2 separate regions of the Homo sapiens genome follow, and region 1 is linked to region 2. A link is a loop called in an ENCODE intact Hi-C map of the cell type or tissue named here. Cell type or tissue: endothelial cell of umbilical vein. All regions are shown on one strand. Each heading gives the region's core, and the rest is flanking DNA. Links, peaks and the distances in the headings are about the cores only.

Region 1 (8,748 bases), core at 449-8,448, 82 kb after region 2:
AGTAGTTAGTTTGGTTGTGATGAAACAACTTTTAATCTGTTTTATTCCTGTTAACCTCAGAAACAAAATAACTGTTTTTGACCACTATTATTATTATCTACGGCTTTGGAACTTTAGGACAAAGTAATAAGACCTGAAATAAAAATGAGAGATATAAACATTGGAAGTAAAGAGACCACCGTATTATTACTTAATAATAGATGGTTGTAGAAAATCCAAGAGGATAAACTGAAAATCAGTTAGTATAGACAAGAGTTCACTAAGGTATCAAAAAAGAAAATATATAAAACTCAATACAAACGTGTAAGATTTAAAGCTTGACATGGTGGTACGTGTCAATAGTCCTACCTACTTAGAAGGTTGAGGTGTGAGGATTGCTTGAGGCCAGGAGTTCAATGATGTAATGTGCTGTGAGCACACCTGCGAATAGCCACTCAAAAATAGCCATTGTTTGAGACCCCATCTCAAACAAACACACAAACAACAAACCATGTAAGATTAAAAAACCCAAAATATGTAGATATGATAAAATATGCAGTATATTGTAAACAATGGTTTGATCCATAATAGAAAAAACATAAAATATTAGAAATAAGCTTAGTAAGATATATAATTTTGATAAATAATTTGATTACCTAATTTACTTGACAAATATTTTTAGGCTCTTCTTGCAAGAATTTACAAATATAAGTCAGACGTTAGAAGGAAAAGGTAAGATAATAGAGGGCATGGTGTTGTTTACTATTTGGTGCCTGTAGTACATAAGTACACAGTCAATTATAATACAGCATGGTACATTATTAAATTAAGGTGAAATCGGGGTATCAGTAAAATGATAGAGATAAAAATTTGAATGATTGACAAAGGGAGAATAAACTTGTTTGACTTGTTTGGGGCCTAGACTAGAATTTTTTTTTCCTCTGGGAATTTTCACTATAGGCATGTGGGTTAAGGTTTGAGTTTATGCTACCTGGGTAGTTTAGGAACTCTCATGTCTAGGAATAAACTGCTCTGATTGGTAACATTCTATGGTATGGAAAAAGAAAAAGAAAATCCTCTGGGGAAGGATGCAAAATAACCCTAGACTGCACAGGATTCTCACAGATCAAGCCCCACTGAATAATGGCTTACATCTTACACATAAGAGTGGAAAAACACACAAAGATACAATTTTCAATGAGTGAGAGGTGGTGTGGTATCATAGAAAGATATTTGGTCTTTCTTCCTAGTTTCTGGCACAAAGCTCCTAAGACCTTTAGAATTACCTGAATTTGATAAGGATGATAGGAGTGTCTTTTGTTCTAATGAGGCAACATTTGGAAGGCCTATAATAGCTTCAGGATGGGGCTGGTCACTAGAAAAACCAACCAACCTCCAGGGAGGAAATAGGGAGTAAAGACTGAGTTAATCACTAATAGTCAATTATTTAATCAATCATGCCTACATAATGAAATCTCAATAAAAGCTTCTCAACAGCAGGGCTTGGAGAACTTCTGGGTTGGTGAACACATTGAAGTTATAGGAGGGTGATATTCTCAGAAAAGATATGAAAGCTCTGTGTACCCTCCCTCTTCTGTCATGCATTTCTCTATACATGCTTCTCTTTCATTTGGCTGTTTCTAAGTTGTATCCTTTACTTGCTGTTACTGCATTCACTGTTTTTGTTGCTCTTATGGTATTTTGTTGCTATTATGTTGCTAAATGGTAAGTCCCGAGTTTTGTGAGTTGGTCTAGCAAATTATCAAATCTGAGAAGGGGATTATGGGAACTCTTGATTTATAGTTGCTTGGTCAGAAGTATAGGAGGCCTGGGACTTTATTTATTTATTTACTTATTTTTTATTTATTTATTTTTTTTGAGACAGAGCCTTGCTCTGTCGACCAGACTGGCATGCAATGGCGTGATCTCGGCTTACTGCAACCTCTGCCTTCTGGGTTCAAGCCATTCTCCTGCCTCAGCCTCCCAGGTAGCTGGGACTACAGGCATGGGCCACTATGGCCAGCTAATTTTTTTTGTATTTTTAGTAGAGATAGGGTTTCACCATACTGGCCAGGCTGGACTCAAACTCCTGACCTCAAGTGATCCACCTGCTTCAGCCTCCCAAAGTGCTGGGATTATTATAACTGGTATCTAAAGTGGAGGGCAGTGCTATGGGACTGAGCCTTTAACCTACAGGGTTTCCAGGTAGTTAGTGTCAGAATTGAATTGCAATATCGAACACCTAGTTAGTGTCAGAAAGCTAGAGAAATAGTGATGTGGAAAACCCTACACATTTGACATCAGAATATTGTGAGAAAAAAAAATCACTTCAGAACTGGTATCAGAGGTGGGATTTGCTAGAATGGCCCTGACTCACAGAAGCATGTGGTTTGGGGAGAGAAAGGATGAAATGGTGAGGGAGGAGGAACCTTTGATTGGTTATTCATGGTATGGAGCAGCAGCTGTGCTTCAGTTAGTTATTAAATGTAAAAGTTACCAATGGAATTTAGCGGTGAATCTGATTCCCAGCCTTTTGGTTTGCTGAATACATAGGGTAATACAAACTAATAGAAAAAAATAAAATATACAATCCCTTGGCTATTATTATCTGTAAGAGCTAAAATGAAATTAAAAATGACTTCCAGGTTAAACTTCAATGCTGAACCAAGCACAGATTTCAGTTGAGCTGAACTTCAGTCACTAGCACCCAAAGTCTCTCAAGGGAGGAAATTATGCAGGAACAACTGAGAGTACCTTTAAGATCTCTGATTACTAAGAAGGTGGTCCACATTGAGGGGTGGGCAAAACCGAGAAACTACTAAAACTAGGGGGTAGAGTGTAAATATATATACCCAGGGGGTATATTTTATTTTGTAGATCAGTGTCATCAGCTTCCTTTACTAAAATGCATTGTAAGAATGACTAACTTAAAAAAAAGTAACTGTTTTTCAATTTTGTAGAGTAGGAAGGCATGTTTGGGTGGATATAGGATCCACTGCTCACTATGGAACCATTGCAGACGGGTATACATCATCCAGACAGACAGCAAGTTATTCCTGAAAGAACAGCCAGCCTGGTGAACTAAATAAAAGTGACTATAAGATCTGTTTATCCTGAGAAGGGGGGTAAACAGATCCCCCTATAAATGACAAGTGGGAAATCTCAGATGAAGCAGCTGATATGTTTCATATGCAAGCCACGTAAGATTGGCTTCATAATAAGCAGGATATTTATCCACTAAATATGCCCATTACCCAGGTTATGGTAAATTGGTGCCCCATGTAACTTAACTGTTGCAAAATGGAGCAACAGTTCTTATGAAATTTGCTTTCTCAGCTTCCCTTCATGGGTCTTACAGATGCTATAAAAACATTAGATTATTTAACAAGAGAATGAGGAGAGGTAAAAGGGAGAGGCGAAGGACTTGTCCCCGTGATTTGGAAATTGTTAAGTGGTTATTAAGAAATGGGGTGAATACAGCAAACATTGATAGGAGCAAACAATAGGGAAGAAGGAGAGAGTCAAAGGACTCACCTCTGCAGGTGGAAAGCTTTAGATGGTTATTAAGAAATGGGATAAATAGATGGACATTGACGAGGATGAAACAAAAGTCTTAATACAGCACTATACAAGGTTGGGTGGACCAAAGGGATCCTCTGCCAGTCCCTCAATAATAAAGCGCCTCTAACAAGTTCTATTTACCCCAATGTTAAGACAGAGCAGAGACCCCCTCTTTGGAGTCTGCGGGCCTCCTTAAGTGTGAAAATGAGAAAAATATCTTGAGTTTCTTCAAAAAAAGTTTCAGGCACCTAGGTAGCCCTGAAAAGTAAAGTAAATAAATAACTTGATAAGCAAAAATATAGTAATAGCTTAAAACAATAGCCAAAAAAGTTAGAATCACAGAAAGTTTGGTTCTCCTATAAAACCTAAAAATAACATCTTAATATACGTCTCTGAGTTGTTTTTCAGAGATCCAGACCCCCCCACCCCCCCGCAACAAATGGATCCCCTGGCATATAAACCTCAGATAAAGGAGAACTGAGGACTGAACTCTAACCATGATTCTTGGTTCTAAATGTCTTCCTGAGGGGTCTGGAGGAAGTCACACCCACATGCCAGAGCTAACATTCTTTTCTGCTGACCTCAAATTTTAAAAGAAAGCTTCTATTTGTTAACCAATTAGAAATTAAAAAGTCTTTAAATCTACTTATGACCCGGGAGCCCCCGCTTCAAGATATCCTGCCCTTTTAGGCCAAAACCAATGTATACTCTCCATGCATTATGATTTTGCTTATAACTTCTGCCTTCCTAAAATTTACCCTTGCCTTTAAAAACTGTTGCCTGCAATACGTCGGGGAGTTTGGAACTTACGCGTTAGCTGCCTGATCCTTCTTGCTTGGTGCCCTGCAAATAAAGCCTTTCTTTCTCCTACTATAAACCTTGATGTAAATATCTGGTCATAATGTACCAAGCAAGTGAACCCCAGTTTGGTTCATAAAAGTGTGGGGATTTTAAAAAGCTGGAAGGCAAATATTACAATGAGAAACCTGGTCTGTAGTCATTTGGGGCAATAGACAGGCAGACTAATCAAAATAATTATTGACAAAAGGGCCAGAGTCTCTTAGCTTGACCCCTGGCTGCAAACCCAAAATCTTATGCAAATGAATAGGTAAAATGTGGTGAAGAAAAGGTTATGGAATTTTTTGACACGGAAGCATCATGCACTATGGTAGCAAAATTTGTTGGTGAAGCCCTAACACAGACTACGATTACACTGAAAGAATATAGAAATGCAAGGGCTAAGAGTAATGTCCTTTTAAAATAATATTTGGTCTTTGTCCCCAGTTCCTGACACAGCTTCTAAAATGACTGAAATTTCCTGAGTGATAGGAGCATCTGTTGCTATTCATAACAAGCCCCTTTCAACCCTATCTGAGTATATGCTAATGAGGTGACTCTTGCTGGGCCCTTAGATAGCTTCAGGATGAGGGCAATTTGCCAAAGAAACCAACTATGTGATTAGAGGCTTGGAATGTTCAGCTTCATGCCTCCCCCACCTCTGGAGAGAGGAGAGATGCTGGAGACTGAGTTAATCACCAATGACCAATAATTTAAACAAGGATGCCTATATAATGAAAAATCCATAAAAACCCATAAAAGTTGGGGTTTGGAGACCTACCAGGTTGGTGAACACATCATGGTGCAGGGAGAATGGCATACCAAAGAGGGCCTGGAGGCTCCACATCTCTCACCCCTACTATCTTGCTCTGTGCATCTCTTCCATTTGGCTGTTCCTGAGTGATATCCCTTATAATACACCAGTACAAGCAAGCATTTTCCTGAGCTCAGCGAACAAATTACTGAACATGACGAGGGGGTTGTGAAAATTCCTGATTTGTAGCTGGTTGATCAGAAGTATTGCAACTGGTATCTAAAATGGGCACAGTTTTGTCATACTGAAGCCTTCAACTTGTGGAACCTGACACTAACTCTATGTGGATAGTTATCAGAATTGAATTGAATCTTTGGACATCCAGTTGGTTTTGGAGAATGGGAGAATTGATTGGTTTTTGAGAAAATATCCCAGAGATGGCAAAACAACAAATAGCAGAATTAGCTTTCCGAAATCTTGAGAAATAGCACTATTAGATACAAAATATAAAACGTGTGTAAAGTACTAAATATAATAAAAATCACAAGAATAAAACTAGGTTTTTAAAAGTTGCCTTGAAAAAGATTTTAAACACATGGACACATAGAAGGGAAAAACACACACTGGGGCCCCATAAGACAAGTTTACCTATATAACTTGAACATGTACCTCTGAACTTAAAATAAATGTTAAATTTAACAAAAGGGCTGGGTGCAGTGGCTTATGCCTGTAATCTTAGCACTTTGGGAGGCTGAGGCAGGCGGATTGTCTGAGCTCAGGACAGACCAGCCTGGGCAACATGGAGAAACCTTGTCTCTACTAGCATACAAAAAATTAGCTGGGCGTGGTGGCACGTGCCTGTAATCACAGCTACTCGGGAGGCTGAGGCAGGAGAATTGCTTGAACCCGGGAGGCGGAGGTTGCAGTGAGCCGAGATCATGCCACAGCACTCCAGCCTGGGTGACAGAGAGAGACTCCATCTCAAAAGATAAAAATAAAAATAAAATAAGCAAATTACATAAAAAAAAGATCTCAAGAGAACTTCTAGGAGTGGAAAAACAATTACTGGAATGAAAATCTTGAATCTATTAAGGAGTGATCTAGACAGAGCTAAAGGAAGGATGAGAATGCAGATCTGAGAAAATTTCAAAATGAAGCAGACAAAGACATGGAGAACATGGACAATTTAATAAGCAGCCTCAATGATCTGGAGGGTAGAATAAATAAAAGTAACAAATGTCCAGTTAAAATTCTTGAATGAGAGAATAGAAAGAATCAGGGACTAAAGTATTAAAAAGGAAACGGATTGCAGTTTTTCAGAATTTATGAAAGACTTGACCCCTTAGATTGTGAACACAGTGACCAAGCAGGTTAAGAAAAAAAAATTATTCCTGGACACATCTGTAGTTAAACTGTAGAACTTCAAATGAAGACATGATCTTAAAAGCATCAGAGATAAAAGAAGATTATCTACAAAGGAATGAGATCTGACTTCCCAACAGCAATGACACAAGTCAGAAGACAGTGAAATAATATCTTCAAGGCACCAATATTTTAGATTAGAAATTTATAACCTGTTGAACTGTTATCTAAGAACTAGGGTGAATTAGAGACATTTTAGACAATCAGAAATGAAGGGAGTATACTTCCAACAGACTCTCACTTTGGGAACTTCCAAAGGATGCACTTTAGAAAGAAGGAAATAAAATTCAGAAGAACTGAAATGCGAGAAAAAATTGGTAGACATGTGTATATAATAATTATAGATAAATGTTGATTATGTAAACACATTTATGACCATAATAATTAATTTAAGGATGGTGTCAGGGAAAATATCAGGTTAGAATAAAAATATATTATGTATAATATTAGGGGGTGATTTTCGTTAAAGTATTCTATGACCTTTATCTTGCTCAGTTGATAATCATGAAACTACGATTTTGTTAAGATGTCTATGTTTACAATAACATTTAATGTTATTGTAAATAAAGAAAAAATGAATAAAAGAAATCTTGAAGAATATGAGAGAAGGCAGGTTAGGAGGGGGGAAAAGCATGTGGACTAAAGCCTATAATATGGCAGAAATAACCAAACATAACACAGAAATCGACAAAGATCTATTTAGCACTTACTATTTGTCAGGCACTATTTAAGCCTATGGTGAACAGACAGAGATTTCCATGTCTCAGGGACTTATACTCTGGCAGAAAAACTCAATCAATCAACTCAGGAATTAAAATAAGCTTACTTATTCAGACAGAGATTGACTACATAAATAAGTAATTAAATAGATAAATAAGTCAGCTGTATGTCATTTTTAAGAGAATATTTTAACACGAGGGCATAAAATGTTGAAAGTAAAAGGATGTGAAAAAGAAATACTAGAAAAATACTAATCAGAATAAAACTAGTGAATTTATTAATATCAGACAAAATAGATTTTAATACAAAAAACGTTAACATTAAGGTGAAGAGTGTAATTACATAACAATAACATACAATTAATAATCTTAAAACAGGCACATTGATGCTGAAACAAAAAGTGAAAACTGACAAATTATAAGAATAATTGACAAACCTACCACTATTTTGGATTACTTTAACATCTTTTGTTTCCTATTTACTGATGTCGAGTAGACAAAAAATTGTAGCATCTAAAAGATATAAGTAATTTTCAAGCTTGATCCAGGTAATGAATACATTAAAAAACCCTGCATTCCAAAATTAAAAAATGACATTCTTCTTGAGCACAAATGGTATATTAATGACAGTTGACCATATATTAGGGCGTAAACCAACCTTAACAATTTCAGGAATTATTAAAATTTAGATTATGTTTTTGAACATGATGCAATTAGGTTAAAAATCAATAACAAAGGTAGCTAAACGTTTCTATACATTCAGACATTAAAAACTGTGTATTTAAGTAAGTCATGGCTCAAAGAAGATTTCATAATGAAAGTTAGAAAATATTTTGAGATGAAATACAATGAAAGTGTTTTTCAAAATTTTTAGGGCACAACAAAAATCATTCTTGGAGAGAAATTTATAGTCTTTACTAAAAACAAGGGAAGATGTTGAAAATTATTGACCCTAGAATTCAGTGAAGAAAATTAAGCAATCTGTTATAAGTTTCCAAAACAGGACATAAAAGAAATAATAAATATAAGAGCAGAAAGGAGTTAAACGTAAGAAAAAGGATGCAATAGAAAGGTTCGACAATGTCAAAACATCTGGCATAATATGAATAAACGACAACTTTTAAACCTGATAAAGAATACTTATCAAAGATCTACAGCAAACTTTATACTTAGTGGTGGAAATTTAAGTCTTTTTAAATGGAACAACATGTAAATGCCTGCTATCACTCCTTTATTCAACCTTGTGTTGCAATCCCAGCCATAACAGTAGTAGAATGAACAAACCAAAAAGAAAGAATGAATATCTATGTACTGGAACAGGGATGGATTTCTTAAATATGATACCAAACCACAAGCTGTTAGGCTGTGGTGGGCAAATCACTTGAGGTCAGGAGTTTGAGACCAGCCTGGCCAACATGGTGAAACCCCATCCCTACTAAAAATACAAAATGTAGCTGGGCATGGTGGCGCATGCCT
Region 2 (8,748 bases), core at 477-8,476:
CCTGGAGCAGGAATTGATGGAATTGGAATAAGGTCTGTATTTGTTAGAAGCAAGGAACTAGGTCCAGCTCACACTCAACGGCGGGAGGGGGGGTGGTGGGGGTTGCACAAGGGATTTACTGGGGACTCTCTCAGAGGCTGCCTATGGCAAGCAGCAAACAGCAAAGGGAGAGCAAGAGGAAGAGCAGGGTTGGAAGTCAGGGAGGGGTAATCACTTCCATTTTGGACATATTGTGTATAAAATGTTGATGAATCTTTAGGTGGAGATGTCTGTCTGGAAGTTGGATGTTGAACCTGAGGCTCAAGTACCAGATCTGAACAAGAGGTGAAGATTTAGGTATCTTTAGCCTGCCAGTGGCAATTAATGCCGTAGAGATAGTAGTGAACATCACTCAAAGAAAATGTGCAGGCTGAAGTGAGGAGTACCAATATTTAAGATACATGCAGATAAAGAAAAGTCCAAAAAAGAGATACAAATGGGATGACCAGAGAGGCAGAGGGATAATGAAGAGTGAAAACCTCAGAAACCAAGAATGAGAGGGTTTCCAGGAGAGGGGAGAAGTGTCAACAACCACAGGGATGTTTGTTAAGATGAGTATTGGGAAATAGGCAATGAATTGCACTTTTATTTTCTTAGTCTCATTCTTCCATCTCACAGAATGAATTTGAAATTAAGAGATCTTTGGGGACCTTGGCAGAACTGGGTTCGGTGGACTGGTGATAATGGAATGCAGGTGCTTTGGTTGAAGACTGAACATGAACTGAAAAAGGGGAGACACAGAATGAGTTTAGTCTACCATCTTGAGAAGGCTAGAAGGAAGTTATACACCGCCTCTCATCTGAGTGTAGTGTTACACTCGTGGCTATTTGAGAATGAGGAAAAATTCCCTTGCTAGCAACCACTATCCAATAAAAAGGCTGAATTTTAAAACGTCTTCTGTTAGCTCTCTATATGTAAAAGATGATTCTAAATTTTTTGAGAATTTTTTGAGCATGTACTTGTTCCTATGCTCTTTAAAAATGGTAAAATATTTCCACAGTTGCTGACCATCTAAGATGCATTTTCTATCACCAGTCTCATAAATATTCAGCTATTGTACCTTTCCCCAAACAGCCAGCGATTTATTCATTACATTGAATTGCAATCTCACCCTTCCTTTCCGCTCCTTTGTAAAGAGATAGGCAATATTTCGGCAGTTTTTGTAACGCTTCTGTCTTGAGGGAATGTAAATATAAGCATAATTGATTTTCTGAACTTGATTTTTTTTCTATGTTCCAGTGCTTTATGCATTATAGGTAGGATGACTGACAAATCAGCCCTGATTGGTAATTAGGATGCAGAATATATTAAAAGCATAGCACATATATCCAGTTTGCTCTCAGTGCAAACCCTGGAAATGTGAAGCTTCTCAACGCTCTAGTGCTTGTTGTCTAATTACCTGCTCTTTTGCTTTGACTCAGCCATTCAGGAACTACAGTAGCTTAGTCTGGCAGTTTAGGGGTGATTGCTAGCTAAATGCTGGAATTCACTTTGCCCAACTTTGACTCATCTTTCCTTCCTCTTCCCCCTCTGAAATGACATTCTTCCTCAAAAAGCATTTCTTCCCTTCACGTGTTGGCTGGATAATGAAGGCTTGTGTTCTCCCCCTTGTTTGAAGGCTAAATTCTCAAGGTAATTTTACTTCAAGGATTGGTGAAATAGGAATTCTGTCCCTTCCTTTTTCTAACTCCTGAAATAAATAGTTCTTTTTGTGTCAGTGTCAGTAATGGCAAGGCAAGATCCCTGGGGCTCCCATTCTTCCCTGCATCACCTCAGCAATCAGCCCATGGCCCTGAAAGGAGAGGCCATCTTTGCCTTTGTGTTGGAAATGAGAGTTCACTATTCACACCAGGAAATCTGTGGACACCTGGAAACTGAAAAGGAAAAATTGATTTTCTTTCACCTTCCCACGAATCTGAATGTCACTTCAGAAGCTCCCAAGATTTAATTGATCTGAGACAACTTCACAGCAACTCCACCCCCTGTTGAATGATTAAGAATATTAATAAGGTTGAGGGCGCTGGCAACACTGAGAGGTAGGTATCTGCTTCTCCTCGCAGGGCCTCGTTATGAAGCATTTGGATAGAACTTCATTCTTACAAGTGCTTTAACCGAATTTCTCTTTGTGTGTTTGAAGGTGGCTTGGAAGCATCATTGAAGACTGAACTATATAAAACTGCCAATATTTGTGTCTTTTTTGAACTGTAATGAAGGCAGTTTTATAAGATTCAGATTAATATTAGCTACTGCCAGAGAAATGGAAGTTTGAAGCTTGTATTGATGAAATGAATTCTGATTCCCCATCAAGAGTCTTTGTCCTTATAACTAATGAATTAGTAAAATAATTTATTTTTTCATTAACAGAACATTTGTTGTATATCTATTCTTCAGTGCTTAATTACCCAGTAGGCAGATCAGGCATGCATGTGGGGACCCATAAAATAAGGCATTGTGTTTTCTGTAATTTAGTTCAATATCATTCAGCATAGAAAGTATGACACATATGTGTGTGTTTAGTTAGTTTAACTTACCTCCAGGGGCACCTTGCTAATATTTGAAGAACCCTAATCAGAAATACACACTCTAGGGGAGATTAGTTAGCATTTGAAAGACTCTAATCAGGTAGCTACTCTAAATGTTTAACTCTCAGCAATCACAATTAGCACTAGAGGGTTTATTAACCAGCCTGAGGGATGCTAGTAATAATTTTAAATTAGTGAAATAAGTACTATTCAAGATAAGTATATTGGTTAGAAATAGGGCACAAGCACCACTGCCTTAGCATGAACAGAATACAAGAATCTAGGGTGCTTCTGACCCAGGTCTGTTTCCCATTAGAAGATTGTCTGAATTCTGCTACAAGGCTACAATCGCGTTTGCATTGAGTCTTTCATGAAAACGATTGAATTTGTTTTCAGAAAAAAAGCATTCTGACAGCAGTGCAGAGGATGCACTGGGGTGTTCAGGAGCTGGAGAGAGAGTGAAGATAGTGAGACCAGTTAGGAGGCTCTGATAGTAGCCCAATGAAGAAGCTCTGAACTAAAGTTGTGGCAGTGTGAGTGCATGGAGTAGAGAGGATAGATTGGAAAGGTTTACAAGAGAAAAAGAAATGGATTTGATGAATAACTGGACATGGAAGAAGGGTATGTCGGTGAAAAGAAAGACATAAAGACAGCTTCCAGGGTTCTGATTTTCACAGTTCCATTTACCAAAATAGAAAACCAAAGATAAAAAAGAAGTTCAGGGCCAGTGAAAAATCAGCTACTTTTGAATAAGTTAATGTGAGATGTCTGCAGGACACCAAGTGGAGTGATCCAACAGGTAGATATTTATACACACATGTACAGAAGTACATATCTGCTATCTGGGATTCAGGAAGGAGACCTGGGCTGGAAATAGATATCTAATGTGTTTAATAAACATGTATTAGTCATTTACTATACTCCAGACCAATATTAGTGGTGATCCTTGCCTTCATGATGATTTCAGTATTTGGCAGACACCAAGTAAGGGGGACATTTGAAGTCTTGAGAATGAGGTCACCCAGGGAAAATGTAGAGTTAAAAGTGCAGAAGCAGGATCCTTTGGACAATTAATATTTAAGATGCAAGAGAAAAAAGGATGAATGATATAAATGGTATATGAATTGAAAACAAGAAGGATTGGCCAAATAAATAGGAGGAAAATGAGAAGAGAATGGTACTAAGGAAGTCAAGAAATATAAAAGTTTCATCTTTTATATGAAAGATGAGGCCGGGCGCAGTGGCTCCCGCCCATAATCCCAGCACTTTGGGAAGCTGAAGCGGGTGAATCACAAGGTCAGGAGATCGAGACCAGCCTGGCCAATATGGTGAAACCCTGTCTCTACTAAAAATACCAAAAAAATTAGCTGGGCATGGTGGCACATGCCTGTAATCCCAGCTACTTGGGAGGCTGAGGCAGGAGAATTGCTTGAACCTGGGAGGAGGAGATTGCAGTGAGCCAAGATCGTGCCACTGCACTCCAGCCTGGGCAACAGAGCGAGACTCGGTCTCAAAAAGAAAGATGAGAGAATGGTGATTGGTATCAAATATTGCAGAGACCAACTAGAAAAAGGAATTAAAACATCCATTTAATATGACTCTTTGGAGGTGCATGAATGGGACCATTTTCTTGTAGTGAGTTGAAGGCAGAGGATAAAGGAGACACTAAGTAATAGAGTGGAAATGAATCTTTCAAAAGCTTGTCCCAGGAAGGAGAGCAAAAACTATTGGACAGGTGGTTTTGGAGAGACAGAGTTGGCCAGAGCTCTGCTTTCTGTTCTGTATGTTAGTGGGACAGAACTCTATGGAAGTGAGTGTCAAGGAAATGAAGCAGGGCAAAGTAGTCCAAAAATGAAATGCTAAAGTATTAAAGATACATTAAAATAAATTATTATTTCTAAATCTTGTTCATTTTAAATGAAACAAATGCCTTGGTAGCTATATATTTTCAAATGCAACTTGAGAAGTGTTGGCATCTTTAACACAGGCTTATCATGTAAGCATCAAGCAGACAGAAGGTGTCTTGTGAACATGCTGGCTGCAGTGGCGGGGAGAGGCGCCATGACCAGCGAGGCCCTTTTATCTCTACTAGAACTCTGACAGGCCACTTTATATGGGACATGGTTCCAGGAATGACATTCCATTACAAGTGAGTCAGCATTTCTGGGACTGTCACAGCTTTACTGGAAAGTACAACCTTATCTTCCTGAACAATTACTTTCAGGAAATATGATGGAAAAAAATTTCAAAGCTCTGACCTCTCCAAATTTGCTCTTTATTTTTTCAAATTTCCTGTAGAGTTGCTCATAGTTTAAGAATTGTTTTCATTAGAAAATACATGTGGAGTCTGTTGGCAATTAAAGGCAGCCAAATCCTGCCCCAAAAGCAAAGGTGAGACATTGCCTAGGCTAGAGCCAAAAACATAGCTTTTGAGGACAGATTGGCTTGGGCATAAGTTCCAACCCTGTAATTCATTAGCTGTGTGACCTTGGAGATGAATTACTTAGCCTTTCTGAGACTCAATTTCTACAGCCGTATAATCAGAGAAAATAAAAACAACAGATATGTTGTGAAATAATATACATGAAATGTTTTGGAAGAAGTAGTTTGTTCAATAGCCAATAGTTTCTTTTTTTTTTTTTTTTTTTTTGTATATTGATTAGCTTGACTTGATTGGTTAAATTTGAGTAACATTTGTTCAGCACCCATGATGAGCAAAGTACTCTGTCCACATACACTGCAAAAAGGTAAGAAATAGCCAGTATAAATGACGGTAAGTAAGTTCTTCATTTACACCAATAGCTCAAGAAAGAATGGAGTGAAACTGATGCAGGAGGGATTTAAAGTGAAGCAGAATACAATTTCAAACCACAGTGAAATGCCATCAGGCCACTATAAAAAGAGTCAGTAAGAAATCTCTAGTGGAGATTTAAAAGAAAAGGATAGTAATTGTTATTTTGAAATGATTTAAGCATCATCACCATGGTTTCATGTTATCTTTATTATTTTATATTCTCAGAGAGGCTTGGACCATTTCCATGTATTGAAGCACCCAGTGTATATACAAATGGAGAAATGTCAAAATAGGATTAAAAACTGTGCTGTATTAAAAAATATGTGTGTGTTTGTATATGTATATATATGATCAATTATTTCTTTTAACACCAAAATACAGTGTACTATAAATAAACTTTTCACAAGATAGTAACAAGATTGATTTTAAAAACCCTATTTCAAAGTGTACTATAGGCACTATGAAGAACATGTTGTTTCAGTCTAGTCACTGTGTCTTTGGGAAGACTTTACAAACCTATGTTTGATGGGACTACACTGGCCCTTTGTGTATGTGAGGTCTGAGCCACAGTGGGGTGGCCACAGACTCGTGGTGATGGACTCCGACCAGTACCTCTGAAAGCACAACCCTTGGCATAACGTAGATGCTCAAGAAAACTTTGTTGAATTAATCAGTGAATTCCTATGTCCTGATTACCACTTACGAAGTGTGCTGAAGATCTTTAAAACTGGTGTGCTGCTAGGTTTGGGTAACAGTTTAAGATTCCATTGTTACAAAGGGAAAGAACACATTGCCTTTGTGGGGCTTCTGCATTCTTTACATGGGTGACTGCCTTAGAGAGGGCTCGGTGCAGAGAAGAAGAGGGGAAGTGGAACATGATGAGGGACATGGACCAAGGAGCTCTCTCAGGCTCAGTTTGCTCGGGTTGTTACTGTTCAGAGTGCTTGAGGATTTTGGGGTTTTTATAATGCATAAATGACACAGCATCAACCCTGTAATATATTAATAGGAGAAGTTAATTCTATCAGCAGCAGCATTAGAGCATTTCTAATTTCCCTAGAAATTAAGAGAAATCATCTGTTTTTAAACAAAGGCTTTTTTTTCTAATCTATAATGCCTGTTTTAAATAATAATTCAAAAGTGTGCTAACACCAGAGATATGACCGCCATCTTTAGAGTTTGTGTATCTAGAGTAGATTATGTCAACTAACCTCATGCAAGATGCTTCCTGTCATTGCCAGACCACCTTCTCATCTAACTGTGACTCACTACTGACAGAGAAAGCAGGGTAAAGGATTTAAATCCTCCTCAAGTTGATGCAGCTTAGCAGGCTCAGCTTTGAAGCCCTCTGAGTCCGGAGGGCCTGGTTTTCCCATTCTACATGGAATAATGCTTCTGTTCATTCCCCCAAAGTAGGTAATTAATTCTTGGTAGTGTGGTGGAGAGAAGGTGAAGGCAAGTTGCTTTAGTTTTGAGTCTTTCAAAGACTCTGGTCTCCTTTACCCATGGGATCTTTAAGTATTCTGGTGCACAAGAGGTAGAAATAGTAGTAATGATAATAATAGTAATAATAATAATAATAAACTCATTATAGTCTTGTATTTAGGAATGACTCATCTACAAAAACCTGTGGATTTTTAAAAGTATGACTTATCTACACATCCTCCCTAAAAGTGAAAGAAAGATTCACTTCACTGAGGAAATTCAATTTAATGTACATACATTGAATGTTCAGTGTGTGCTTGATTCTATGTTAGGCATTTTGTCTGGAAGAATATAAAGATGATTCTAGATTATGGTCTTTTTAAGCTCAAAATCTAACCATGGAGGCCGGCAGCACCTAAGTAAAGGAAGCCTTGCATGTCTCAGTGCCAAAGCCCTGGCCCCATCATCTTGCTGACACTTCCCGTCTCCTTTCTCTCCTCCCTTCCCTCACTCACTTCAACTACCATTGACTGGGTGCCTGTTTTGTGTTAGGCCAGAGGCTAAGTGCTAGGGGTATGGACATGAATAAAATTCTGGAAATGTTCTCCAGAAGTGCACAATCTCACAGTGTCTTTCTCAAAAGCACCTAGGCCTCTTGCAAGCACCTGCGCATACTTCAAGGTAGTAAGAGGCCCAGATGCTTTGAGAAAGACACTAGGTGTGCATGTGTGTGGCCTGGAGCGCAGACACATCGGCCTCCACTCTTCCTCTGACTCTCTTCCCAGACACTTTCAGTGAGAAGAAAGTGGAGAGTAGGGCTCAGAAGAGATCTTCCCAAAATTCTTGATATGTCAAAAACCTTAACTTCCCTTTCTTTTGCTTAATAATGTTATGGGCTGGACTGTTCCCCACTGACCCATCCCCCTCAATTCATATGTTAAAGTCCTAGCCCTCAGTACCTCAGAATGTGGCTGCATTTGGAGCTAGGGTCTTTAAAGAGATAATTAAATGAGATCATATGGGTGGGCCTTAATCCAATATGACTTGGTCCTTTTAAGAACAGGAAGAGAGGCCGGGTGCGGTGGCTCACACCTGTAATCCCAGCACTTTGGGAGGCCAAGGCAGGCGGATCACCTGAGGTCAGGAGTTCAAGACCAGCCTGGCCAACATGGCGAAACCCCATCTCTACTAAAAAATACAAAAATTAGCCAGGGGTGGTGGCAGGTGCCTGTAATACCAGCTACTGAGGCAGGGAGATTGCTTGAACCCACGAGGCAGAGGTTGCAGTGAGCCGAGATCGCACCACTGGACTCCAGCCTGGGTAAGAGAGCGAGACTCCATCTAAAAAAAAAGAAAGAAGAGGAAGAGACACCAGGAGCACACGTAGGGAAGACCATGTGAGAACACAGGGAGAAGGCAGCCATCTACAAGCCAAGGAGAGAGGTCTCAGCAGAAACCAACCCTGCTGACACCTTGATCTCAGACTTTCAGCCTCCAAAGTTGAGAGAAAATAAATTTCAGTTGTTTGAGCCACCCAGCCATGATGCTTTGTTATGGCAGCCCTGGCTAACTAAGATAACTCATTCATGCACTACCCTGCACAAGTGAGAGTAGCTAGACTTTTCTACTTCATCTTTTTGAGGAAGCTCCGAGGTTTGAAAAGCTAAGGTAGCTAAAGACTAAAGATGTTTAGTTTTCCAAAAGTTGGGAAATGTGGGATCATCTTGAGCAGTTTGGTTGCTGAGGGACTTACAAGAGGATGAATGCCAGGAATCAGGCACCTTAAAGTCAGCACAGCTGATGAAAGATTATTTAGAGATTTGTGGAATGTAAGAATCTAAGTATATCAATTATGGGTGGGTGAAAGATGTTTATATTTACTTGAACAACATAGTAGGGACATACAACTATCTACTAAATCAAGTTTAAATTCTGTAACCTAGATTTTGAGATCCTTTGTTGTTGATC

What was found. Peaks named below come from ENCODE experiments on the same cell type or tissue, not always from the same donor. Only the 100,000 strongest peaks of a DNase experiment are listed, where the experiment ranks them.
Region 1: a loop joins it to region 2, with 2.6 times the contacts of the local background. A loop is called at or near these places in 1 of 110 quality-filtered maps.

What each region holds. Positions count from the first base shown.
Region 1 is chr3:172,934,869-172,943,616 of GRCh38, forward strand. All of the region lies in intron 6 of SPATA16 (spermatogenesis associated 16), which reads right to left. Among named protein-coding and RNA genes, the nearest start is that of ECT2, 190 kb to the left of the region's middle. In endothelial cell of umbilical vein, for the core only: no CTCF peak of the experiment used is centred there; a DNase peak (open chromatin) is centred at 4,963; H3K27ac peaks cover 1,407 bases.
Region 2 is chr3:172,852,624-172,861,371 of GRCh38, forward strand. It overlaps LOC107986052 (a long non-coding RNA gene), which reads left to right. Exons shown (of 3, transcript XR_001740575.1): 3 at 1-48. Among named protein-coding and RNA genes, the nearest start is that of ECT2, 110 kb to the left of the region's middle. RefSeq lists enhancers at 1,243-1,751, 1,752-2,259, 8,636-8,748 and a silencer at 1,376-1,670. In endothelial cell of umbilical vein, for the core only: no CTCF peak of the experiment used is centred there; DNase peaks (open chromatin) are centred at 4,778 and 6,618; H3K27ac peaks cover 1,915 bases.